Linked DNA regions of Homo sapiens: region 2 is linked to region 1. Evidence: read pairs that join two places in POLR2A ChIA-PET (ENCODE). Cell type or tissue: GM12878. All regions are shown on one strand. Region 1 overlaps CARM1 (coactivator associated arginine methyltransferase 1). Region 2 holds the start of THSD8 (thrombospondin type 1 domain containing 8).

Region 1 (2,500 bases):
GAGCGACTGGGACCCTCCACACCCTGGCTCTCATTGCCAAGGACAGAGAGCTCAGTGCAGCAAGCTGGGCTGGGGCCTGCCTTCAGGCTGGCAAAAGGGCCTCACCCAGAGGAGGGGAGTACAGGGGGGCGCTCCAGAGAGGCTGGAGCGGAGGCAGCCTCCAATGGAGGAAATCGAAGTTGGGTCAGGGAGAAGCTGCCCTGGGGCTGAGGCCCACTTGAAGTCCCTGCCTAGTGCACCTCTTGAAAGAGTCTGAGTCAGAGCATGCTGGCACATGCCTGTAATCCCAGTGCTTTGGGAGGCCAAGGCAGAGAGATGGCTTGGGACCACGAGTTTGAGACCAGCCTGGGTGACAAAGCAAGACCCTGCTTCTACAAAAAGTAAAACATTTAAAAAAAAATAAAGAATAAGGAAAGGTTTTGACCATCAGCCAGAGACACAGGATGTCCTGGGCCACAAAGCTGCAGGAAGGCCCTCTGCCAGGTCCCAGGGCGCTCCAGGAGCCCTTCTGGCCCCACCAAGGCTCAGAGAACAGTATGTTTGGGTTAGGAAGGCCGCCTTCCGCCCCAGGACCTGCAGGCTGCTTCGCCAGATGTGATTCCAGATGTGGCACAGGCGAAGGGGGCAGACACTACTGATGCCACAAAGAAATCAGGCACACGGCAGGAACCAGGGGAGACGGGACCCTGGCTTTGGCGAGCTCTGGAAGAGGTCGCTATGGCCAACACGGTGACACAGGACAAGGACCAGGAGCAGCAGGGGTAAGCCTTGGGCAGGCACTTCCTCCATGGCCTTGCACTGCCCTGTGGAGGAGTCAGAGAGTGGGAAAAGTGGCAGGAGGGGCTGCAGGGCTGATGGCCAAGTGAACGGATCAGGGCCAAACCTGGGTTCACATCCCAACTCTGCCACCAAAGTTTTAGTGCCTCAGTTTCCTCTTATACAAATTAGGGAGTGAGCTGGGCATGGTGGTGCCCCCCTGCAGTCCCAGCTCCTCAGGACACCGAGGCAGGAGGCCCAGCTCCTCGGGACACCGAGGCAGGAGGCCCAGCTCCTCAGAATGCTGAGGCAGGAGGCCCAGCTACTTGAGAGGCTGAGGCAAGAGGATCATTTGAAGCCAGGAGTTTGAGACCAGCGTGGGCAAAATATTGAGACCCCATTTTTTTTTTTTGAGATGGAATCTCATTCTATCATCCAGGCTGGAGTGCAGTGGAGCGACCTCGGCTTGCTGCAACTCCTGCTGCCCAGGTTCAAGTGATTCTCCTGCCTCAGCCTCCAGAGTAACTGAGATTACAGGTGCCTGCCACTGCACCCGGCTAAATTTTTTTTGTATTTTTTAGTAGGGATGGGGTTTCACCATCTTGGCCAGGCTGGTCTTGAACTCCTGACCTTGTGATCCACCTGCCTCAGCCTCCCAAAGTGCTGGGATTACAGGCGTGAGCCACCGCACCCAGCCCCCATCTCTAAAAAAGAAAAAAAAAGATAAAAGATAAAAATGAGGGAGGGGGCGGGGCATGGTGACTCACGCCTGTAATCCCAGCACTTTGGGTGGTCGAGGTGGGAGGACTGCATGAGCCCAGGAGTTGGAGAGCATCCTAGGCAACATGGTTGAGACCCCGTCTCTACAAGAAATACAAAAATTAGGCCGGGCACGGTGGCTCACGCCTGTAATCCCAGCTACAGGCTGGGAGGCTGAGGCGGGTGGATCACCTGAGGTCAGGAGTTCGAAACCAGCCTGACCAACATGGAGAAAACCCGTCTCTACTAAAAATACACAATTAGCCGGGCGTGGTGGCGCATGCCCGTAATCCCAGCTACTGGGGAGGCTGAGGCAGGACAATCACTTGAACCCAGGAGGTGGAGGTTGTGGTGAGCTGAGATCACACCATCGCACTCCAGCCTGGGCAACAAGAGTGAAACTCCATTTCAAAAAAAAAAAAAAAAAGAAAGAAAGAAAGAAAAAAATTAGCCAGGTGTGGGGCCACCTGCCGTCCCAGCTACTCGGGAGGCTGAGGCAGGAGCATGAACTGAACCTGGGAGGTTGAGGTTGCAATGAGCTGTGTTCACACCGCTGCACTCCCTGTCTCAAAAAAAAAAAAAAAAAAAAAAAAAATGAGGGAGTGAGCTGTGGCTGCTGTGGCTCCCTGTGGGGGGCTGTCCTGATAGCGAGACTTGGAGTGTGTGAGCGGGAGTAAGAGCCAGGCATCCCATCATCCTGCATCTAGGGGCTCCAGGGCTCAAAGGCAGAGCCAGGCTCCTGCAGAGGGTCCCTCAAGGGCACAGGATGGAAATCTGGAAGCTCCAGCCTATCTTCGCCTTCCCGTCCTGTTCAAGGAAGAATGCAGCAAATTCTCTGGAATGTCCCTCCCTCAGTCTGCAAGAGGCACCCCAGTCTTTGATTATTTATTCACATGCCCCCTGCCCGGGATGGTTAACAAGAGCATCCCTCTTTCACGAGAGCACTGATTGGCCAGGGGCCTTTCTGCAGTCCTCGCCAGGAGTA
Region 2 (2,500 bases), 1.9 Mb before region 1:
CCTCAAACTCGCTTCATACCCGCCCCGCACCGCACATCCTCCCTCCGCGCCCACCCTGGGCCCCGCAACTTGCCCCGGCCCTGCTCTCTCACCCGGGCTCAGAGCCTCCAGTCGCAGTCGAAGGGCTTGCAGGATGGACAATCCCGTTGCCGGCAGGGCCGTAACTGGATCAGCTTCTCCGGGTCCATGAAAACCGGGCCCGGCGCTGTGCCCACTACCTCGCGGCTGCGCTCCTGCTTGCCCAGGTCGCAGAGACACCGCCACTTTCCCCACGGGCCAAGGATTGAGTCCTCGACTTCTAGAGAAGGAGGGCAGAGGTGAAGACCTACGTGGAGGGGGCCTACTCCCAATCCCCTCCCCCAGAGAGGGAGAAAGATAAAGATACTAACGAATAAGAGAAGCACATATTCGCTAGACTCTGCTTCTATGCCAGACACCCTGCCACAGATTATCTCATTTAAGCTTTTTTTTTTTTTTTTTTTTTTTTTTTGAGACAGGGTCTCGCTCTGTCGCCCAGGCTGGAGTGCAGTGGCGCAGTCACAGCTCACTGCAGCCTCAACCTCCTGGGCTCAAGCAATCCTCCTACCTCGGCCTACCAAGTAGCTGGGACTACAGGCACATGCCACTGTGCCTGGCTAATTTTTTGTATTTTTTGCAGAGACGGTGTTTCACCATGTTGCCCAGGCTGGTCTGGAACTCCTGGGCTCAAGTGATACTCCCATCTCAGCCTCCCAAAGTGCTGGGATTACAGGTGTGAGCCAGCCACCATGCCTGGCCTCATTTAATATTTCCACGAGTCTCAGGTGGGGAAACCAAGACCCAGAGACAGCAAGCCAACCTTCCAAGCTCATATACGGGGTAAGTGGGCCAGAGGAACTACAACCTGACACTTCCAGGCTGTGCCAGCCTGCCCAGTTGTGAGTGTCCTACAACATCCTTGGTGCCCGCCATTTGAAGCTGACTTCTGTCTTCAGGGGTGTGACCATGGCCCTACCTAGAAGGCACAATGCCACCTGACAGCAGGGTTGTCAAGTGATAAATGGCATAATTGACATAATGAAGGTAAGTAAATCTCCCGGTGCTGTGCTAGCATATACAAACCAATTTATTATGATCAGTTTGTTTATTTATTTAATTTATTTATTTTGAGACAAGATCTTGCTCTGTTACCCAGGTTGGAATGCAAGGGCATAATCATGGCTCACTGCAGCTTCAAACTCCTTGGCACAAATGGTCCTCCTGTATCAGCCTCTTGAGTAGCTGGGACTACAGGCGCATGCCACCATGGCAGGCTAATTTATTTTTTATTTTTATTTATTTATTTATTTTTGTAGAGTAGGGGGTCTCTCCATGTTGCCCAGGCTGGTCTTGAATTCCTGGGCTCAAGCAGTCCTCCCGCCTCGGCCTCCCAAAGTGCTGGGCCATCAAGTCAGGCTAATTTTAAAATATTTTTTGTAGAGATGGAGTCTTGCTGTGTGGGCCAGGCTGGTCTGGTCTCCGAGACCAAGGGATCCTCCCACCTCAGCCTCCCAAAGTGCTAGGATTATAGGCGTGAGCTACCGCGCCGGCCACTGTGATCACTTTAAAGGGCTCTTTACTGAATCTGCCCCTTTCCCCTATGAGACAGATCTTATCCCAACTCCGATCTTATCCCAACTCACCGCTCACCAAGGTCTGACACCTCCTACCCTCCCACACCCATGTCTCTGCCACACCTCACCGACCTCTTTCCATTTCTCCTTCAGGACTTTTCACCTTGGCATTTGCTATTCCCTCTTCCTTGGACATTCTTTCCCCAAATCTTTCCATATGGGACTTTCGCTTGTCGTTCTCGCTGCACTGGTCACGGGTCTTCTGCAATCGGACCCTCTCTGATTTCCCAAGCTTGCCCGCCCCCTTCTTTCTCTGTCTCTGCCCTTCCTGGCACCTATCCCCGAGTGACAGCTTCAGTGTCCTGCCCACACCCTCTCTTCCCCTGGGAGCTGCTTTAAAGCAGTATCTATTTCAATATATCCAAGAGTAAACCGAGCCTTAGAGAAAAGTAACCAGCCCAAGGGGACGCCTCCAGTGCGGAGCTGGGTGGAGATTTGCAGCCCGCCGAGGAAGGTCCCTTTGCAGCCAGCAGGAGAAGTAGGGCAACGGGGAGCCTTTGGGCATCGTCATCCCCGCCGCCTGAGGTTACCCTTTAGATGCTGCAGCCTCAGCTGCTCCCAGCTGTCACCTTCGCCCTGCTGCCCTAAGTACTGATAGTCCTGGTAGACCAGGGCAGGGGTCGCCAGCTGCAGGAGTAGCAGAGGCGCCAGCAGCAGCGCCCCCGGGGTCCGCGCCATGCTGGACTCCAACGGCCCCCAACGCGCTCCCAGGCGGAGTCGTGCGCGGAGTCTGCGGCGGGCGCATTACCCACGCGGGCAGGTGCAGTGGTCCCGGCCGAAGGCAACGCGTCTCCCCCCGCCGCCCGCAGGCGCATGGACCCGGCCGCACGCTCCCCCGCACCTGCGGG

What was found. Peaks named below come from ENCODE experiments on the same cell type or tissue, not always from the same donor. Only the 100,000 strongest peaks of a DNase experiment are listed, where the experiment ranks them.
Region 2: POLR2A ChIA-PET joins it to region 1 with 5 read pairs; 1 of 35 experiments calls an interaction of 5 or more read pairs at or near these places.

Annotation. Positions count from the first base shown.
Region 1 is chr19:10,885,499-10,887,998 of GRCh38, reverse strand. The region is part of intron 1 of CARM1 (coactivator associated arginine methyltransferase 1); the gene reads right to left. Among named protein-coding and RNA genes, the nearest start is that of CARM1, 15 kb to the right of the region's middle. In GM12878, no CTCF peak of the experiment used is centred here; no DNase peak of the experiment used is centred here; H3K27ac peaks cover 475 bases.
Region 2 is chr19:12,801,902-12,804,401 of GRCh38, reverse strand. It overlaps THSD8 (thrombospondin type 1 domain containing 8), which reads right to left and starts at 2,333. Exons shown (of 2, transcript NM_001386800.1): 1 at 2,183-2,333; 2 at 13-298. The coding sequence starts at 2,330. The coding sequence ends at 99. RefSeq lists a silencer at 2,255-2,500, a cis regulatory region at 2,242-2,500 and an enhancer at 2,439-2,500. In GM12878, no CTCF peak of the experiment used is centred here; no DNase peak of the experiment used is centred here; H3K4me3 peaks cover 728 bases.